Regions from separate parts of the Homo sapiens genome. Here region 1 is linked to region 2. Evidence: chromatin contacts called from ENCODE Hi-C or POLR2A ChIA-PET data. All regions are on one chromosome and are shown on one strand. Each heading gives the region's core, a stretch centred on a gene start or an enhancer-like site at or near the end of the contact. The rest is flanking DNA. Distances are from core to core; before and after follow the strand shown.

Region 1 (5,398 bases), core at 740-3,239, 540 kb after region 2:
ATGTAGAGTCATTGATGAGACTAGAGGAAATGACACGCCTGAGCCACCTCCGTGGCCATTCCCTTGCCTTCACATGCCTGCCTCCACCCTAGTCCTCTCCCTGCTCCCTAAACATAGACACAGGGCTGGCCCCAGGCCCCATGTGTAACAGGCTTCCTGCCTAAAGCCACCAGGAGCCTCAGAGCCCAGAGCTCCTGTTGCTGGTGGCTGGAGTTTACTGCCTGAACTTCTAGTCCAGGTTGCGGACTATGAGCAGTCCAGGACTTTCTCCTTGTCCGACAGCCCCTCCAATCACTGCCCAGGTGTGCCTACATCCTAGTTCTAGCTGCCACCAGGAAAAAATCCAACCCATGGAGCATTTTGCACTCATCTACAACTACGTATGACAAATGGTTTCCCCTCCCTGCTACATAACTCAGCCTGCCCGTGTGCATGCTCTGAACTACTTCAATCTAAGTATCTGCTGAGTAAGATCGAGACAGAAAATATCTGTTGATTAGGTTTTGTTTCTGTCACTTCTTGCCTTCTCAGGGCAAGTCAGTTCTAGAGGTTCATTTCCGGTCCCTCGGCTTCCCACCCTGAAGCCTCCTCCCTGCTCCAGGTCAGTTTAGCAATGGAACACACCCAACAAGCTGCCCCGCCTTCTCACACCTGGGCTAGGGTGTCCAAGGTGCTGGGGAATCTAGCCCTTAGCAAAGATTACCTTATCCCTAGTACCAGGATTATTTCAATGTTTTTTCCTTGTGTTTTGTTTTGTTCTACCATCAATGTTCCACTTAGGTATTAATCCTAGCAAGTAAACTAAAAAGGCCGGGCACAATCTGTAATCCCAGGCTTACGCCTGTAATACCAACACTTTGGGAGGCCAAGGCAGGTGGATCTCTTGAGCCCAGGAGTTTGAGACCAGCCTGGGCAACATGGCAAAACCCCATCTCTACAAAAAATTAGCTGGACATGGTGGCATGCGCTTGTGGTCCAGCTACTGGGAGGCTGAGGCAGGAGAATCACCTAAGCCCAGGAGGTCAAGGCTGCAGTAAGCCATGATCATACCATTGCACTCCAGCCTGAGTGACAGAATGAGACCCTGTCTTAAAAATAAATAGGCTGGGCGCGGTGGCTCACGCCTGTAATCCCAACACTTTGGGAAGCCAAGGCGGGTGGATCACGAGATCAGGAGTTCAAGACCAGCCTGACCAATATGGTGAAACCCCGTCTCTACTAAAAATACAAAAATTAGCATGTTGTGGGCATGTTGGTGGGTGCCTGTAGTCCCAGCTACTCGGGAGGCTGAGGCAGGAGAATAGTGTGAATCTGGGAGGCGGAGGTTGCAGTGAGCCAAGATTGTGCCACTGCACTCCAGCCTGGGCAACAGAGCAAGACTCTGTCTCAGAAATAAATAAATGAACAAATAAATAAATAAATAAACTTTAAAAATGTATGGTCAGTTTTCTCATTGGAACTATGTCTACCTCCTTGGGTGGAAAGAGCTCATTCTTCCATGATCAAGCCCTGACCTTCAAGTAACCCCTTGAGATTCCTGACTCAGTCTGACCTGACTCTTATTTTCTTCCAGGCAGTGATTTCGGCAGCACAGAGACAGCAGAGAAAAAGAGACCAGATTTCTGCTCTCAAGGCGTGAATAATAGTCTTGACCCAGATTCTAACTATGTGGTCACTCCTAGTCTCTTTTTAACTCACTTTCTTATCTTGACTCTTAGAACCAACAACACCTGGCTCTGGACCTCTCACCAAGCTGTGGTTCTATGCTCTCCTGACTTCCAACTCTCCGTTCTTGTCCTTCTCACCTATGTGAGTTTCCAGCCTTCAGACACTCCCTGTCCTAGTGTTGAGTCCTACCTCTGAGACCCTCAGCTGCCCACCCTGCAACACTGACAATGCACAGAGTCCAACCATCTGGCCCTCATAAAATGTCCCAGGCTCCATGCCAAGTTGCGCTACAGATTGCTTGGCCATCAGTTCCCTAGGAAACTGTAGGCTGGACTGGCTGCCAAGTCAATGGAGGGTTTCAGCCATGTGGTTGGCCACCTGGGCAGAAGCCTTGCTGACTGCCTTCTTATCTGGTAGTTCCCCTTCCTGAGCCTTGGTGCCCAACCCTATCTGAATCACCTGGGCCTTGGAAACCTGTTCCTTTGGAGTTCCAGCCCTTCTAGGTCAAAAGCACCTTGAATATCTGACGAGGGCCTGCCTTCATTCTTTTGATCTCTTTGCTGGTGTTCCTCCTGGATGCCCTTGGCCTGTAACAGCTGGCCTCCAAACACCGGCAAACCTGTCCCCAGAACCCAAGTCTGAGTCAGCAGAGTCTTGGTAACTTTCCCTAGTTCAACAAAAACCCACAGCTATACCACAGTCCTGCCTGCACTCACCCTCTCCACCCACCTGACCACTTATTCATTCAACAAATGTTTGTGGAGTGTGTGTTTTGGAGCCAGATAATGTGAGAGTTGAAGTTTCCCAACAAGGAATGGACAAAACATTGTTCCTGGCCTAGAGGAGCTCATAGCCAAAGTGGAGGCATTAGAATAAACATAATCCATTTCAAAATGTGAAAAGGGTCACAGCAGGGTTGGAACAAGTACCAGGGGAACACCTGGGAAGGGCATCTAACTCACGCCCATGGGACAGGGAATGTCTGCATGAAGACTGATGTGAAATCTAAGCTGAATCCAAAAACAGCAGCAAGAGCTGGTAAATGGTTGGGGGTGCTCCAGATTTCATGCATGAAAACTCAAGGAGAGAAGGCAACTAAAAATAGGAAACTGCAAAAGTCAACATAATTGGGGCAGTGGGAGAAGTGAGCAAGGCTTCACCTGAAAGGAGGAGTTGGTTGGCATCTGAGGACAGTGGGAGGCCACTGGGGTTCTAAGCAGCACCCACTCCACCTATTCTTCTCTTCACAATGGGATCTACGCTTTAGGAAACTCACTTTGCTATCACGATGGAGAATGAATGAGAGGGAAGGCAAGATCCTGAGCAGGAAGAACAGAGAAGACTGTGACGGGATACCAAGACTGAGAAGATAATGGCCCGAACCACGGGAGTAATACAAAATACTGGGAGCCTAAGACCAATGGGACTTGGTCGTTGATTGTGCATGCCCTGCAAGGGGAAGGGAGGAGACTGTAGCGATGCCAGGAGTCTAGGCTGATGGATGACCTGGAGCGAGGTGGTGCTGTGAACTGTCACCAGGGAAATAGGGGAGGAGGGGCAGGTTTGTGGCATGGGGGATGGGAGACAAGGTTCAGACAGGAAGGACAGTGTTGAGTTTGAGGTGGTTACAGGACATCCTGTGAGGGGGCTGTGTGTCTCCAAAGCCATCTTGGCCAGTGAGAAAGTCTGAGAGACATCAGCAAACCCATGAACTCTGTAGAATGAGAAGAGCAGAAGGCAGTCTGGAAACATCAGCTAAGAGACAGACAGAAATTGACATAATCTCAAAGTGTCTCCCATACATGACACTTACTAGTTACATAGAAATAAGTAACTTTACAGTGGCGAAGCCTGGTAGACACTACCTCCCCTGAGTGATCAAAGTTATCAGGAGTAATGGGACGGGTAGACATTGTATGCCTCCTGATAGGCTGTACTGAGAAGGATACAACATCACTTCTGTAGTATTCCTGCCAAAAATGTATACTCTAAATGATTATATATGTCTAATCATGAGGGAACATCAGACAAAACCATACTGAAGGACATATATACAAAATAACTGGCCTGTGCTCTTCAAAAATACCAAGGTCATAGAAAAGAAAGACTGAAGAACTATTCTGGATCATAGGAGACTAAAACACAAACATGATAGCTAAATAATTCAATGTATGATTCTAGATTCGATTCTGGACCAGAAAAAAGAGGTTGTTTTGCTACACAATTCCTTTGTGACAATTAGCAAAATTTGAAATAAAGTTTACACATTAGACAATAGTACTATATCACTGTTATTTTTCTAATTTTGATCATTGCACTGTGTAAGAGAACGCCTTTTTTTTTTTTTTTTTTTTGAGACAGAGCTTCTTTGTTCTTGTTGCCCAGGCTGGAGTGCAGTGGTGTGATCTCGACTCACTGCAACCTCCACCTCCAGGGTTCAAGTGACTCTCTTGCCTCAGCCTCCCAAGTAGCTGGGATTACAGGAATGCACCATCACGCCCAGCTAATTTTTTGGGTTTTTTTTGTGTATGTGAATGTGTGTAATGTGAATATGTACCACATTTTTCCTATCCATTCATCCACTGATGAACACTTAGGTTGATTCCATATCTCAGGTATTGTGAATAATGCTGCAATGACCATGGAAGTACACGTATCTCTTTTTAGTACACATATCTATTTTTAGTAGAGACGGGGTTTCACCATGTTGGCCAAGCTGATCTCGAACTCCTGACCTCAGGTGATCCACCCGCTTCAGCCTCCCAAAGTGCTGGGATTACAGGCAAGAGTCACTGTGCCTGGCCAACAAAATGCCTCTTTAAGGTAATACTAATGAAACTATTTAGGAGGAAAGGAGAATTATGTCTGCAACTTATTCTCTATGATTCAGAAAAAAAGGTAATATGAACAGATAGATGATAGGTAGAGAGTAATAAGGCAGGCCAAGCACAGTGTCTCATGCCTGTTAATCCCAGCATTTTGGGAAGCCAAGAGAGGGCTGCTTGAGCCTAGGAGTTTGAGACCAGCCTGGGTAACACAGGGAAATCCCAACTCAACAAAAAATTAAAAAAAAAAAAAAAATTAGCTGGGCATGGTGGTGCATGCCCATAGTCCCAGCTATTTGGGAAGCTGAGTTTCAAGGATCACTTGGGCCTAGGAGGTCAAGGCTACAGTGAGCTGTGATCACACCACTGTACTTCAGCTTGGGCAACAGAGCAAGACCCTGTGTTAAAAATAAAAAATAAAATAATAAAGCAAATGTGATAAATTGTTAACATTTGGGGAATCTGAGTATAGGTAGGCTGGCATTCTTCAAAGCATTCTTTCTTACTTTTCTTTTTTTTTTTTTTTTTTTGAGATGGAGTCTTGCTCTGTTGCCCAAGCTGGAGTGGAGTGCTGTGATCTCTGCTCACTGCAGCCTCCACCTCCTGTCTCAGCCTCCTGAGTAGCTGGGATTACAGGTCCCTGCCACCACACCTGGCTAATTTTTTTTGTATTTTTAGTGGAGATGGGGTTTCATCATGTTGGTCAGGCTGGTTTCAAACTCCTGACTTCAAGTGATCCTCCTGACTTCAAGTGATCCACCTGCCTTAGCCAAAGTGCTGGGATTACAGGTGTGAGCCACCATGTCTGGCATCTTTCTTACTTTTCTATAAGTGTGAAATTATTTTGAGGTGAGTATTAAATACTAAATACTTATTACACAGAGTTGAAAACCAACTTATTGTTC
Region 2 (5,526 bases), core at 1-2,500:
GTTCAAGCAATTCTCCTGCCTCATCCTTCCAAGTAGCTGGGATTACAGGCGCACGCCACCACCCCAGCTAATTTTTTTGCATTTTTAGTAGAGACAGGGTTTCACCATGTTGGCCAGGCTGGTCTCGAACGACCTCAGGTGATCTGCCTGCCTCGGCCTCCCAAAGTGCTGGGATTATAGGTGTGCGCCACTGCACCCGGCTGAGAATCAAGTTTTAATGAAGTGACTTTAATGCATTTATGAGAAATGGTCATCACTAAAATCTAAGCCTTGAATGTGATAGTTCAGATTCAAGGCAAAGAATTTTTTAATTCCTCCCATTTGTTTGCTACTTATACCTCTGGTTTAAAAAGATACATCTGAAGTTTAACATTATATGATTCTAGATTTTTATAAAAGATTTTTATGAGTTTCTTATAGTTTATGTCTATAGCTTACTCATTCATTGTTCAATATTTATCTAGTGACCACAGTGTATGCTGAACACTGATTTAGATGCTAAAGATAATGCAGGGAATAAAACAGATGATTCGCCTACAGATGACTCCCTGCCCTCACGGAATTTACATCTACCTCATAACACTTGAAGATAAGTAGAATTGATTAGCTAGTGATTTAGTTACCTGAAAATCAAATGCTACATTTATGTAAGTTGGCATGAAATTATAAAATATCTTTCATAGCGAGGACCAGTCAAGATGATAAAAACTACTGGGTAAGTTCTAAATATGTCATACCAAGTAACCATTAACTATTTGTAAAAAAAATGGTCAGTTTAAGTCTTGACTTAGAACATGAAGACTTCAAAAAAAATAATTACAAGTAACTTTTTTTTTTGAGATGGAGTTTCGCTCTTGTAGCTCCAGCTGGAGTGCAATGGCGCGATCTCGGCTCACTGCAACCTCTGCCTCCTGGGTTCAGGTGATTCTCCTGCCTCAGCCTCCTGAGTAGCTACAGGCGCTGCCACCACGCCCGCCTAATTTTTTGTATTTTCAGTAGTGATGGGGTTTCGCCATGTTGGCCAGGCTGGTCTCGAACTCCTGACCTCAGGTGATCCACCCGCTTCAGCCTCCCAAAGTGCTGGGATTACAGGCATGAGCCACCGCGCCTGGCCACAAGTAACATTTTTATTCACTTCTGGTGATTAATTAGAATCACTGAACCAGAATCATAGTTTATTTAATCATCGCAGGTTGTCTTCTACATGACTACCTCATCTTTAACTTCTGTATTAATAAAGAATTTGCACTTTCACTATTCTCAGTCATGGTATGACTCAATGTTTTAGAACTTAGTATCCTCCTTGCAAAAAGTAATGCGAGCTGGAACAAAGCCCATAAGGTAACATTTACCACCTGGAACAATCAAAACAAATATTTTAACAGCAATAGATTTGTGGAGGACAGAAAGTCCTAGTGGCTAGAACAGTGGTGATTAGAAAAGCAGTGGTTAGAACTTTTTTTTTTTTTTTAATGAAAAAGATGGGAGGGAAGATGGCCACTAAATTGTATTTGAAACCAAAAGAAGTGACCCATCTGCTCTGGGGCCCGTGGAGAGAGAAGAGAGTGCAGATTACGAACTGGGAATGCAGAAGACAGAAAGATGATCAGCTGGAAACAAACTGAAGGAGTGTGTTGGCTAGCAACACATAATGAGAGTAGGGGCAGGCTTCTGACCTTGATGGTGGCGGAGCCGCATTCTCTCGCATAATCTGTCAGTTCTCTCTCTCTCTTACAGGAGACCAGCCTGTCTGGGAAAAAGTCACTTAGCTACCAATGCCTCTGAGCATACGGCCAAATTCCCCCAACCTCCTCTCTGATCAGCTTCTGCCTCTTTTTGTAACACTAAGTGGGTTGGGGAAGCCCCTGGAGGCTGAGGGCTGTCATAGGCCATCTGTGTGAGGACTCCCAGGGGCTGAGGGAGCTGTGAGGAGGGACGTAGAGACTGGGCTGACACCAGGTGCTTACCATTATCATGTAAGTTCTCTAACTGTTTCATGTGGGGTCTTCCCTATCCTTCTACCTACAGTGATGGTAGGTAACCTGAAGAAGTCTGACTTTTTAAAATTGGCACAGAGCAAAGCCCATTCCTAAGGAATGTTAAAAAATTTGCTGACTTTGGACAGGGCGTGGTGGCTCACATCTGTAATCCCAGCACTTTGGGAGGGTGAGCCAGGTGGATCACTTGAGGTCAGGAGTTCAAGACCAGCCTGGCCACCATGGTGAAACCCTATCTGTACTAAAAAAAAAAAAAAAAAAAAAAAAAAAAAAAAAATTAGCTAGGCAGACTGCAGACTACGCCTGTAGTCCCAGCAACTCGGGAGGCTGAGGCAGAACAATCGTTTGAGCTGAGGAGGCAGAGGTTGCAGTGAGATGAGCCTACTGCACTTCAGCCCGGATGACAGAGTGAGACTGTCTCAAAAAAAAAAAAAAGAAAAATTTGCTGACTTTTGGCTGGAGATTTTAATTACAAATATAGTAGAGAAGTTAAGATTAATATATAAAAAAGACGGTGCCAATAACTAAATGTTGTGCGGCACTTTTTAGTTTATAAGGAATCTTCCCTACATCATCTCATTTGGTGCTCAGAGCTGTGGTGGGGAAGGCCTCTCATCAGCTCAGATTTGACACACCTAATGTGGAGTGAGGTGGGTGTTTGGTTTTTCAATCTTTTAATTCTTTTCCATTATTCCACACATAAAGCAATAAGAAAAATTAAATGCTAAGCCGTATGGTATTGATTAGGTAAAACGGTGACTTAAAGGAGAGCTCGGTAGTGTCAGAAGAGCGCAAATCCATCCTGGGGATGAGATGCGTGCTGAGCCTGAAAGAGCAAGGTTTTAAACGGAAGGCCTTCCACCTGTGGAGAGGGCAGGAAGAAAGGCATGAGGATGGGAAGCAGACAGGCTACGTGGGAAAGGCGAGAACAGATTCCAGGCAGCATGGTGCTAGCCCAAAGCAGCAAACCTGGCATGGACCAAATTCTGGCTCCTTTCCACGAAAGGAAGAAAAATGAACACAGTAATCTATTAATCAATTAGTCTTCTGTTTTCGACTTCAATTCCCAGAGCTAATTAATCACTTCATTAAGTAGGAGATTCTCTCTTGGTTTAGGTCATTAATGAATATTACTAAGTAAAGCCTGGTTTATATTTCTAAAACTTTTGCATTTCAAACTCCTGGTAGCGCTTACGATGAAGATGTAAAAGAGGTGCCACATATGGACTGGAGGTTCCATCCCAGCTGCCGCTTCCTGCCATCCACCCTGGCTCTTCTCTGGAACAGCCATCTCCGGACCTGTCCTGGAAGTTCGCACACTTCTGCATTTGCCTTTGTCATCGTAAGGCTAATGCTGGGAAACGTGCTCACGTCTTGATTGTATTTATGCTGTGTCTAATTTTAGTTCTATTGTACCAAAATGACTGACATGGGTTTAATTGCTTGATCCAATAGATGCTGGTGCATCAGACCAACAGAAGCTTGCTCTTACCGTTATTAACCTGATATATTCTGACTAATTCACAGAATGAGGGAGAGTATGTTTTCTTCTTACAGCACATCCTGCTCAGTGACTGTGTCATCACCAAACATTTAAAAAGAGTCCGTTATGTTAAAAATATTATGCTAACCACCGAGAACACAAAGAGGTGTGGACACAGTCACTGACCTTCAGGGTACTGACAGGTTGTGCAACAGGTCACTTTACAAACAAGACCAGAGGACAGCATATGAAAAACAGTGAGCAAGGCCACAGGTACTAGGCGCTTGGAGTCTGGGGCCCCAGACTTGCTTCCATATTTAAATGTCGGCACTCACTTTGCTGCCAGTGACTCTCATCTTATTTCTCACATGCGGACTCGACACAGCATGAGGGGCAGGCAGGTGGGGAGGTGGCAGCAAAACAAGAATGCATGGTTCTGACCTCAAGAAGCCTGAGAGTTACTGTGGAGAAAAGAAAAAATAATCTGAAAACAGTTACAAAGTTGATGTCAGCAAGAACCAGACACCATGCTGTGAGTTATATGTTTGTGCAAAGATCACCAGAGAGGAAGTTAGCATGTGACCGATTGGGTGGGGTTGACCTGAGGTTTCTGGAGCTGTGAGGTGGACCCCCAATCTAGTGACATGAACTGGGACTGGGAGAAGGACAAGGCTTTCTGGCCTAGGAGGTAATACTTGCCAACCCCAACGCTTAGATAAGACTCAAAATGATGCTCTTTCTTCAATGATGCCTGAACAGATGGCTGTAATATACTCCTAATTGGTTTTCTCATACTTGGTCCCTTTCCCAAAAGCTCCAGTCCACTGAATCATTCTCATGTCAACTTTCCTAAACCTTACATATCTCCAATCAGGTCAGTCGTCTCCTGATCAAAAGAGAACCAAGTATGCATCGTCACTTTGCAATGGGGCCCCCTAAGGTAACTGCGCTCATTTTTGTTCTGTGCCTCTATGGCAGAGTTCAGCAAACACTTTCCATAAAGAAACAAATACTAAGTCTTTTCGGCTTACCAGGCTATCTATACACCGCAACTCCTCTCTGCTGCATCTACTCATCTCTGCTGACGTGGCACAAGAGTTGCCAGAGACCACAGGTACATGAATGGATGTGGTTGGCCTGTGGACCCTAGTTTGCTAACCCTGGCAAGGGAATCCCTGGGCTCACCCATGCTGAACTTCTGGTTGCCCTCCTGCGGGTGTCTGAGCCTACACAATAGTCTCCTTACCAGAAGTATCCTCACATCCATCACTGACAGTCAAGAGCCCTACACTTTCCTCTGCCCGCCTCACAGATTTCCATCACATCTTTGTGCTCACCCAATGTGATCCATTTAACAGATATTTGTTGGTTACCCACCATGTGCCAAGCACCTCCCAGATACTGGGTATACAAAGTGAATGACAGCCCTTTTTCTGTGAGCACTAAGATCTAGTAGGGAAGAACAAACAGATCTGTTTATTTGGTTCAACAGACCAAAGCTAGATATGAGTCCCCCTTCTTCCAACATGCCATAGCACTTCTTTTCTGCAATGAAACACTCAGTAGGCATCTCTGGAGAGCAGGTGAAGTGCTCAGAAGGTACCCCACACAGTTCCTTGTACACAGTAGGTACTCGAAAAACATGTACTAAACTGAATTAAACTGAAATTAATAGTGCCATACATCTAATTGACAAATGAACACAAGTATTAGAACCATAGTATTTCTTTTTTTCTTTTTCTTTTTTTTTTTTTTGAGATAGTTTTGCTCTTGTTGCCCAGGCTGGAGTGCAATGGCATGATCTCGGCTCACTGCAACCTCCGCCTCCTGGGTTCAAGTGATTCTACTGCTTCAGCCTCCCGAGTAGCTGGGATTACAGGCATGCACCACCACACCTGGCTAATTTTGCATTTTTAGTGGAGATGGGGTTTCACCATGTTGGCCAGGCTGGTCTCGAACTCCTGACCTCAGGTGATCCACCCACCTCGGCCTTCCAAAGTGCTGGGATTACAGGCGTGAGCCACCACGCCCGGCCAAACCATAGTA

What was found. Hi-C counts contacts between places; a loop is a spot of excess contacts on that map. ChIA-PET counts read pairs that join two places held with the same protein, here RNA polymerase II (POLR2A). Pooled maps may share reads with other maps.
Region 1: a pooled map shows a loop between it and region 2 (5-fold over the local background). The contact joins two enhancer-like sites. A Hi-C loop is called at or near these places in 2 of 37 single-sample maps with no recorded cell type and 9 of 50 pooled maps. POLR2A ChIA-PET finds 5 or more read pairs at or near these places in 1 of 52 experiments (Panc1).

What each region holds. Positions count from the first base shown.
Region 1 is chr7:140,212,207-140,217,604 of GRCh38, forward strand. No RefSeq gene overlaps it. Among named protein-coding and RNA genes, the nearest start is that of KDM7A-DT, 38 kb to the left of the region's middle. RefSeq lists enhancers at 1-2,241, 337-406. Within about 2 kb of position 1,990, at least 12 of the 41 ENCODE cell types and tissues checked have a DNase peak (open chromatin) inside an H3K27ac peak, as active enhancers do.
Region 2 is chr7:139,671,646-139,677,171 of GRCh38, forward strand. All of the region lies in intron 2 of HIPK2 (homeodomain interacting protein kinase 2), which reads right to left. Among named protein-coding and RNA genes, the nearest start is that of HIPK2, 100 kb to the right of the region's middle. RefSeq lists a silencer at 1,111-1,260. Within about 2 kb of position 1,251, at least 5 of the 41 ENCODE cell types and tissues checked have a DNase peak (open chromatin) inside an H3K27ac peak, as active enhancers do.